2 separate regions of the Mus musculus genome follow, and region 2 is linked to region 1. Evidence: chromatin loops called from intact Hi-C (ENCODE). Cell type or tissue: gastrocnemius. All regions are shown on one strand.

What was found. A loop is a pair of places that touch in the nucleus more often than their neighbours do. Peaks named below come from ENCODE experiments on the same cell type or tissue, not always from the same donor. Only the 100,000 strongest peaks of a DNase experiment are listed, where the experiment ranks them.
Region 2: it touches region 1 in a loop (8-fold over the local background); 14 of 42 quality-filtered maps call a loop at or near these places.

The regions. Positions count from the first base shown.
Region 1 is chr9:63,995,606-64,000,605 of GRCm38, reverse strand. The region is part of intron 3 of Smad6 (SMAD family member 6); the gene reads left to right. Among named protein-coding and RNA genes, the nearest start is that of Smad6, 24 kb to the left of the region's middle. In gastrocnemius, a CTCF peak has its summit at 3,025 (motif pointing left); DNase peaks (open chromatin) are centred at 2,295 and 2,970; H3K4me3 peaks cover 772 bases; H3K27ac peaks cover 1,985 bases.
Region 2 is chr9:64,085,034-64,090,033 of GRCm38, reverse strand. Scarletltr (Scarletltr, erythroid developmental long intergenic non-protein coding transcript) reads right to left here. Exons shown (of 3, transcript NR_040743.1): 2 at 3,631-3,750; 3 at 1,989-2,108. It overlaps Gm39360 (a long non-coding RNA gene), which reads left to right. Exons shown (of 3, transcript XR_870861.2): 3 at 1,461-1,605. Among named protein-coding and RNA genes, the nearest start is that of Scarletltr, 6.8 kb to the right of the region's middle. In gastrocnemius, a CTCF peak has its summit at 2,334 (motif pointing right); DNase peaks (open chromatin) are centred at 894, 2,353 and 4,938; H3K4me3 peaks cover 549 bases; H3K27ac peaks cover 1,995 bases.

The sequences.
Region 1 (5,000 bases):
TGGCATTTCTTTCATGCAGAAAATATCTCCTGAAGGTACTTGACCAGGCGTTTTCATAGGAAACGTTTTCCCTCCATGACCCTTGGCTGCCTGTCTCCAATTTGTGGAAAGAATGCATGAGATTTATGGCCTGTCCCCATTGGTCCCCAGCCTGAGGGACTGCAGTCCACAAAGTAGCCCATCACCCACCCTACCCTAAGCCTTGTGTTAGAAGGCCCCACTCACCTTATAGTAGAAGTTTCTGAATTTGGAAAAACAAGAGGTCTTGTGTCTGGAGCTGGCCTCAAAGCCACCAGCCCCGACTGTGAGGTGAGTCATTGCCTACATGGTAGTGACCTTTCCAGAGAGGACTGACGAGCTGGGGACATCGCTTAGTTAGCAGAGGACTTGCTTTGCATGCACAAAGCCACGGGTTCAGTCCCCAAGTACCTCATGTACTGGACACGGTGTCCCTACCTGTGATGCCAGCACCTGGAAGGTGGAGGCAGGAAGATCAGTTCAAGTACATCCTCAGCTACATAATGAATTGGAGGCCAGCCTGGGCTACATGAGATCCTGTCTCAAGAAAACCCGGAGATGATTTTATTCCCTGAGTCAGCCAGGATCAGGTAAGCGCGGACAGGGCTGGAAGAACAAACCACCAGCCAGGTGGCATTGGCGCCAGTTAGGTGAGATGGCAGGGAGGTCGCTCAGCGTGAGACTGGAAAGGACTGATTTGGCTCTGCTATGTGCAAAGCTGAGACTTGAGTTCCACTGACAGACCCATTTTATGGATGGAAAGGCCATATGGTGGTAGTTTGAGATGACCAAAGGGTAGAAGGGCCTCCTGGACCCCTGACTGGGTGGTGCTCCTTTTATACTTCAGAAGCCCCTTGGGCTGTCAATATTCTCTGCTCAGTGAGGGAAAAGGGGGCAGCTAGCCCCAGATGGGCAGCCATGTAGAATTTGGACAGAGCCAGGATCTTTTCCACTCTTCCTCAGCATTCAAAAGCTCAGACTACAGTGGAGTCCTGGAGGTGGCGTAGCCCAGGTCCCTGTTCCAGACCAGAGGCTAGAGTTCCCTCAGCTAGACTGAAGTCCCAGTGATCCTCCTGCCTCTGTCCAACTCGGGCTGGGGTTACAGTTGTGTGCAGGACCACACCCGACTACTTGGCACGTGGGTGCTGGTCTCTGAACTTTGGTCCTCATGGCTGCAGAGGACCAAGGTGTTCTCATTCCTGAGCTGTCTATCCGGTCCCCGGGTCTAGCTTCCTTCCTTCAGCACAGTGTGGGCGAGTGCTCTGTGCTGCTGCTGCTGCTGCTGCTGCTGCTGCTGCTGCTGCTGCTGCGTGCAGCTGCCTGCCGTTCTCATTTCTGGATGGAGTTCTGTAGGCTGTGTGAGGGATCTGTGAATTCTGCACTTTTAGCTCATCCACATCACAGTTCAGGAATCTGTGGCCCCTAGTATGGGACTCTCTTACCCATGATGCAACAGTAAACCTTCCTGAGCTGGCCTTCTCATACTCACGGGGACGTACTTCTCTTGGGCGCATTCCTGAGTGTATCCATCGCCTGTCACCTCTTTCTAAAGGATCTGGGGGTCGTCGTCAGGGTCATAGCCTTAATGTGTGCGTACATGTGATCGCACATGTGTTTATGCATATACAGGTGTATTTGAAGGCCAGAGGTCAACCTTAGGTGTCATTCCTTGAGATCCTATCTATCGTGTTTTTTTGAGACAGTCTCCCACTGGCTCACCAAGTAGGCAAGGTTGGCTGGCCAGCAAGCGTGCAGAGAGTTGGCTCTTCTCTACCTCCCCAGAGCTGGGATTACAAGTATATACTACCATGCCTGGCTCCCCCCACCCCTCCTTTAATGTAGGTCCTGTGGATTGACCTCGGGGCTTCATACTCACAAGGGAAGCAGTTTACCAACGGAAGCTTGGAGACAGTTTCTCACGTGTCCTTCTGCCAGGGCCACAGGCTTTTCAGCCCAGGCGTTGGAGGGTAGGCGTTGTTCGTTCTAAGTGGCAGAGTTGGGCCTAGACCTGGGTTCTCTCCTCTGGGTTCAGGACTCCTGCCTACATGGCAGCAATGCCCAACCGACCACTCAAGTAGATCTGAGTCCTGGGCCTCGAGCTCCAGGGCTCCGCATCTCCTAGGGCCCTGGGCAGCGAGTGTACTCTGGGAAAAACATAAAGGAGATGGGAGTGGAAGGAAACTCAGCACTGGAAAAGAAGTGTGTCTCCACTGAGCCAGGCCTTTCACCGGTAGCCAAAACATGACATTCCTGTACCCCGGGAACTACAGCCAGCTTGGCCTCTCTGAGCTGTCAGCCTTGCCAGGAGCTGGGCTGAGATGGTCCCCGGGACAGAGGCAGGCAGTGTGTCCTTCGGCCGTTTGATGATGCCGGGCTTGGGGGCGATTTCATCATCTTCGCCGGGCTTTTGCTGTGGCCCAGGTGCCCAGGGCTTCTCGTAGGCCTCGGGAGGAGTAGTGTGCGCTTACTTACTCTAAGGGGCTCCTCTGCCTGCCCAGCCTCCCTTTCTTGGGCGCTTTGATGGGTAAGAGGTGTTCATGGGCTTGATTCACGACCCAGTTACCAGGGTTTTCCACGGAAATAACTTATTAAAGGGGCCGTGCACACAGCGGCATTGAAGTCTAGCGGGTGGTGTGCATCAAAGGCGGCACTGGGGCCTGGCAGTCAGAGCTTCGAGGGGTCCGGGGGCCTCTGAAGGACAGGCAGGGGGTGACTGGGCTGCAGAGAAAACACTTAGGCTTAAGAAAACACCTCAGACAAACTGAAATTCAAGCCATTGGAAAGGAACGAGTGTGCTGGCGTGTTTGTATGGGTTGGGGTGGGGTGGGGTGGGTAAGGCCCAAGGTCCCAGGCCAGCCCCACCCACCAGGAATGGGGACACACATGCAGTGCCTAAGCTCTGCTGTCATGCCCCTTGGCACAGGGCTGTTTGGGGGAGGAAATGCCAAAGATGCACAGTGCCGGGCGCCAGCCCTCTGAGGATGGGCAGAGCCATCTGGTGGAGAAGAGAGGATTGGGAAAGGGATCCTGTAGGCCTCCCCTTCCCTGGTGCTTGATCCTCTGATTCAATATCCTGGCTGGTTCTGTTTGTTTGAAGTGGTCTCCTGTAGCCCAGGCTAGCCATGAACATTCTATATATGGCCTTGAACTTCTGATCCTCCTGCCTCCACATCCCGAGGGCTGGGAATACAGGTTTGTGCCACAGTGCCCAGATTTACTTGTGGATCAGACCCAGGGCTTTGTGCATACAATGCAAGCCACTCATCTGATTGAGCTACATCCCCACGCTGCTGCTGCTGCTGCTGCTGCTGCTGCTGCTGCTGCTGCTGCCACCAACTCCTCCTCCCCTTCCTCCTCTTCCTTCCCTCTCCCTCCTCCTTCCCCTCTTTCTCCTCTTCTCCCTCTCCTCCTCCTCCCCATTTCTCCCCCTCCTCCTTCCCCCCTCCTCTCCTTCCTCCTCCTCCCCCCCCTCCTCCTCCTCTTCCTATTCTTCCTCTTTCTTCCTCCTCCCCTCCCAGTACCTGTGCCTGATGTGTATATGCCCTGAAGTACATAGGGCCAGAGGTGGGCACTAGGTTTGGGGGTCTTCCTCTCTTGCTTTAGCATCTACCTTATTTTTGAGACAGTCTCTCACTGAACAAACACCCGGTAGCTCACTGTTTCTGTGGGGTTGGCTTTCAAGCCCCTGGGGTTTGCCTGGGTTTGTCCCCTTCCCTACTCCCAAGCGGGGTTCCAAGCGTGCACCACCCCCAGTTTCTGCCTGAGTGTGAGAATTTGAACTCAGATCCTTGTGTTTTATTTGCACAGTCAGCGCTTTACCTGCTGAGAGATGTCCACAACGCCCAATTTGTTTTTGAGCTTTTACTAAAAGCCTTCCTCTTCCAGGAAGCCCTCAGAGACTGCAGCCCTCAGCGACTTCTTTTTTTTTTTTTCCTGTATTTTTAATGGCTACCATCTCTCTATTTCTTTCATGTAGAAGACTTTCTATAGACCTTCTGCCCCCTGCCAGACAAGGCATGACTTTTGGTCAGGACCTGGATCTACTTCTGCTCTTGGGCAGCACATGACAGTTATGGCGGGTGTATAATAGTGGCCAAAGTACAAGATGAATGTACATGACATGTTTCTTATTCCATATGCTTCATTCCTAATAATGTAGGTTCTGTGGTGATTTGTGTCCATTTTACAGATGAGAAAACCAAGGCTTAGAATAGAGAAGTAAGGTGCCCAGGGTTAACAAGTGAATCGGGTCACTGTTACCTGCACCCAGGTCAGCCTGACTCCAGAGCCTGTTAACCTGGAGAGTTAGCTGTACCTCTCTAGGCTGGCACGGCCTCAGGCTCTGTCAGTCAGTCAGTTCACCAGGAGCTAGGAAAAGAAGACAAGATCTCAGGAGGAGACAGGGTTTGGTTTTTGGCCTAGGTAAGATACTGTGAATGTTGTTGAAATTTTTGTTTTTGAGTATCCCGCCGCATGAAGTTTGCCCCTTTGGAACTATTAGCACATAATTCCCATAGAGAGGAGGGCTGGGGAGCAGGGCAGCCCAGCAGTAGAGAGCTCCTGTATGTGCTTGCCTAGCGTGTATCACGCCGTGAGGTTGATATCCCAACATTTCAAAACACAAAGTAAGACTGGCCGGGCGTGAGGGGCCTGCTTGCCATCTCCGCACTGGAGAGGCAGATGCAGGGGAATCAGTTCCATATGATCACCCACTGTCTCAAGTTTAGGCTAGCCTGGGCTGCATGAGATGGGTTTGAATTTACCCCTTTCCTATTGGCAAAACGTATTGAGTGCTTCTCTGCACAGCTTGCTTCCTGTCTGTGTTTCTTCTTAGATGGCGTAGCTGCACAGATCTTTATAGGGCTTTTTTGTTGTTTGTTTGTTTGTTGAGATAAGGTTTCTCTGTGTAGCCCTAGCTGTCCTGGAACTATGTAGACCAGGCTGGCCTCAGATTCAGAGATTTGTCTGCCTCTGCCTCCTGA
Region 2 (5,000 bases), 89 kb before region 1:
TCAGGAGGTAGCTTGACTGTGTTTTAAAATCTCAGGCCCCTGGATGTGTCTGGGGCTGGGGGTTTGGGGGCCACTGGCTGTGTGCCAGCTGTGGATCATAATCAAATGGGCCACTTCCCCGAGTCCATTTTTGCTTGTAAAGTAGGGACACAGTTCTTGGTGCAGGCCCCCGATTCTATCACTGGCACTAGATGCTGATGGTGACTGTCACCATCAGAAACCTTGGGTCAGACCATCATAGAGAGAAGAGAAGTTACTCAGAGAATGGCTGAGATTCCAGGCCACAGTTGGGGCTGGGCCAGCTGCTTTGGTGGCCAGCCTTCCCCCAACTTAACAAGGTTCAGTACAGTGAATGCTTTCATAGCTTCTGCTACATGCAGACCCCAGGTTAGACCCATTGTAGGATCTGACCACAAATCAAACGTCCCTCCTATCTTAAACTTACAGTGTAATGTAAAGAATCAGAGATCTTGCATCTCTCTGGAGCCCTGACTCATGAGCACCTTGTGCAGACTTTAGTATGCAGAAAGTGCTTGGTACATGCAGGCTGAATTTAGCTCAGAATAGTGAGATGGTTTTCCATAAGAGGGGCCATTTACACTGGGCTTTGATGGCTCCTTAGGAGTCCTCTGTCCCTTCCACTTGTCCTCTGATCATTCAGGCTGAAGAAGACCATAGCAGGCCAAGGCTCCAGTGACTCATCTCCCCCTATGCACCCAGGCCTCATACGAACTCTGAGGAGTCTCCGGATGTGAAGAGGAAGTGGCCAGGCTACGGAAGGCAGGCTCATTTCCAGTGTGGGGCCAGGCCGCCAGTCCCGGGTCCTGTTTACACAGCAAGGCGGACAGGCCGACAGAACTTGGCGGCAAATGCGCTTTGGCCTTTGAGAACAGAAGGGGCTGGCAGGGCCCAGCCGGGTACAGGGAGGCCTGTGCCAAGGGAAGGTGGAAATCTAAAGAGCGCTTCCTCTCAACCAGGCGGCCCCAGACTTTTGACTCCAGTCTGAGCCATTCCTTCAGGGATTCATGTGCAGCAGGAACTTATAAATAAACCCCACCTCAGCCTCTCACCACCCCACCTTGGGGACCTGGGCAGGGTGACAAGGAGCGAGCTGTGCTGGGTGCAGGGTCAGGGTCTCTGACTTTCCAGGAGGGTAGGGGGTGGAGCTGTGGTTCCCACCAGAGGATCTGGGATCTGGGCCACCGGTGAGTGGCCTACACACTCATTCGGTCCACAGAAGGAAATCTGGAAAAAGCAGGGCTTTTAAATGTTTTTTTTCTTGCTTTTATTTTATTTTTTTCAGTGTGTGTGTGTGTGTGTGTGTGTGTGTGTGTGTGTGTGTATGTGTGTGTATATGTGTGTGTGTATGTGTGTGTGTGATAGCATCACGTAGCCCAGGCTGGCTTAGTACTCACTATGTAGTCCAGGATGACCTTGAATTTCTGCTCTTTTCCGTCCAGGTCTCCAGCGCAAGGGTGCACACTATGCCAGCATGTAGTTCCGTGGGTAGAGCCTAGAGCCTTGCACATAAGAGGCAAGCACACTGCCAACTGAGACATCTCCAGCCCCAGCATGAAGTTTCCGGAACAGCCAGTGTCCGCTCTTAAGTGGCCACCTAGACTCTGGGCCAAACTGTTTCAGCCCTCTGAGTCCCTCCCGCATGTCCTCTGTGTGACTTTGTTAAGGACTCCTCACCATGGATGGGGATGAAGACAGGATGCTAAGGACATGTTTGCTGGAATAAAAACTGCAACACCGCTTCTTATCACAGGCAGAGCAAGGTGTGCACACTATTCCCTCTTGTTTCCTCTTTTATGACAAAGGAGTTGAGACTCAGAAGGTGTTTTATGGCCCAAGGTCACAGAGCAGGTAGACTGAGAAGGGGGGGGGGGCTCTGCAATTATTCATCTTGGGTCTGCCTTCCTCCCAGCACGCTAAGGCCTCAGTGTCCCTACTGTGATGTAGGCAAAGAAATATCTGGGTGGGCTGGGTGGGTGTTACATTCCTTTAATTCCAGCACTCACAGAACAGAGGCAGGCAGATCTCTGTGAGTTCCAGGACAGCCTGGTCTTCAGAACAAGTTCCAGGTCAGCCAGGACAAAGAAATCCTGTGAAAACAAAAACAAAAACCAGAAGTTATTTGGGTGGGACACGGGTGTAAAGATTGATAGGAAAGATCCATTTCTCTGCCTTGCCCAGAATGGGAAATGCCCCAGCAGCTAGAGCCCTTCCTTAAATGTTTCTGGACAGCTCAAGATCTAGCACAAAACTCTGTTGCAGGATGGTTGGTCAAGCTCTGGGAAATGTAACTGCAATGACAGGGAATAGACACCAGGTGGCGCCATACAACCCTCTGTGTTTTCTGGAAAGCTGTGTGGTTCTGTGTCTCTTTGAGCTGGCTGTCCTCTGAGCCTGGTGTGCCAGCTAGGTAAAGTAAATGTGGGAGGGACAGGCCCAGATGGAAGGCCTGTGCTTTGAAGTAGGTTTCTGCCTGGGACTGTGACACAATTGCTGTTCTCTGGGACCCGCCTCCCCATATGTAGGATACGGAGTCTCTTCTCTCTCATTGAGAGTTTGTGTCTTAGTTTGTGAAGCACGTGGTGTGGGGCTTAGCTTGCATCCTAACACCGGGTAAGACTTTAAACCTTCAGGTGAGCTGTAGGTCTGCCCTTTGCTTCCATCTTGACTTGGGGGCAGAAGCACTGTCCTTGAGCCACAGGAGACCCCAATATCCTAATAGTTCCCAGAGGGAGGACCTTGAGGTCCAGGGATTTCCTCCAGACTCTTCCACTCTCACTGGTCCTGAGGACAACTGTCAAAAGCTCCTCCTGTCCTCTGCTCAGAGGCCCCACAAAGAACATTTCCCCGCATTAGGGCTACAGGAACTAGGGAAGATGGATCTTGCTGGCTGTACTGTTGTGAGGTGAAAAGGTCCATTGACCCCTGGAGTAGCGGGGACACTGAACCACATAGGCTGTCACTCCCAGGGTCTCCCGTGGGAAAGTCCCTCAGTGCTCACCTGCCCAGATCCTGCAGCACTGTTTCCAAAGGGTTAACTCAACCTTTGGACACGGTGGTACTTGTGCCTTTGATTCCAGCAATAAAGAGGCACAGGCGGGGACCCTTGTGAATCCAAGGCCAGCTTGGTCTACAAGGACAGCCAGGGCTACACAGGGAAACCCTGTCTCAAGAATGAAACAAAACACCCCAAACCAAACAACAACCCCCCACCCCAAAGAATAATCCAGTTCAAGCCTAGCGTCCCATGGGGGAAGTTGCAGCACCTGCTTTTATTCATGAAAGAAAAAGGTTTCTGTTCCTGTTAGTTAGTTAGCTTCCGAAAACCTTCTCCGAGAGTCAGGATGGGGGGCAGGGGGAAAACCAGTAAAAGTGCAGGAAAATGGAACTCCAGATACGCAGCACATGAACAGCCTATACCCCGGAGAGGGACCTTGCCCCAGTCCCAGCCTTATAACATAGACAGGGACAAAGCATGCTGGGAACCTGAACTCACTGCTATTTACACTCAGTTTACATTCTGCAGTACTAGAGAAGGTTTTTCTAGATCTTGGGGCAGGAAGAGATCAGGGCTCAGAGAGACTGTGGGGAGGGGGAGGAGAGGGCACTCACTTTTAAGTTTGCACTGAGCCAGTGAGGGCTGGAGTTGGAGTGGGGAGGGGTGTGCAGAGCAGGAGCCTGAGGCTCTCCTGCGCTGGAAAGGCAAAGGGGCTTCTGTTGCCTGGCAGACGCCTGGGTGAGGAAAGAAAGACACAGGTGACTATGTTTCCTGGAGTCAGTTGCCTATAACCAAGGGTGAACCTGTGGCCCTAGGACTTCCACAGGGTGGGGCTGGCCTGAAGGCCTAGCCTTGTAGGCCCCACCCAAGCCCTTGCTCTGGGTTTGCTGCAAAGTCCTGGGGAGGGGGGAACCAATGTCATTCACCCCAATGCCTTTCTCTCAGGAATAAAACCTATTTGATTGTGACAAGTCATGAGAGCTCCCTGGTCTCAGATTGTGGCTGTATAAAAGGCACCACACACACAGTAAGTATATATAGGTAGCAGTTGCTGCATTACAAAGGAGTCTAACTTTCTTGGGGCACTATTCTAGAGGATGCTTAAAACCCAACCAACCAACCAAACAACCAACCAAACAAACAAACAAACAAAAAAAAAAAACAAAAACAAAAAAAAAAAAAGAAAGAAAAAGAAAAACTGGACTGGAGAGATGGCTCAGCGGTTAAGAGCACTGACTGATCTTCCAGAGGTCCTGAGTTCAAATCCCAGCAAACACATGATGGCTCACAACCGTCTGTAATGGGATCCGACGCCCTCTTCGGTTGTGCCTGAAGACAGCTACAGTGTACTAATAGATATACAGGAAAATCCTTTCCATCCTTTGATATTGAGGGGTGGAGGGAAGGTACATAGGAGAGAGTGAGTTTTTACTTGTTATGAAGCCCGGAGTGTGCCCGGAGGCTGGCCAACTGTGAGGGATGGGGAGTGAGGGAAGACGCTGGAAATCAGGGTCAAACCAATGGAGAGACCTGGCTTTCGGCTGTTAGGTCTGATTTTGCAGTGAGTGGGTAAGGAAAAAGAGGGTCTCTGTGTAAGGGAATGCCTTCTAGTTGCTCCCTGAGTTCAGCCTGAGCTTCGGGTTGCCAGGGGAGGCCTCTCTCAGCCCTGTTCTCCCCAACCCTCCTGCCTCCCTAGCAGTTTGGCAGCCGACTGGATGTTCAGTGCGGAATTTAAAGAATCCGAACAGGCAGAATGCTAATCCCACCCGGAGAGATTGCCCTGAGCCTCCGCTGCCGGCTGGCGGGAAAAGCCCCCTTGTGTGGCAGCAGGAGAGAAAAGGGATCGGTCTGCCCAGGCGGGCTCTGCCTGCGGCCAGGGGACCAGGTCAAGTCCCTGGACCTCCCGGGGTCCCGGACCCGCCCGTGGAAACGGGAGCACCTCAGTATCCAGATCTCGTGCAGAGTCAGGCTTGGGGCTTCGAGG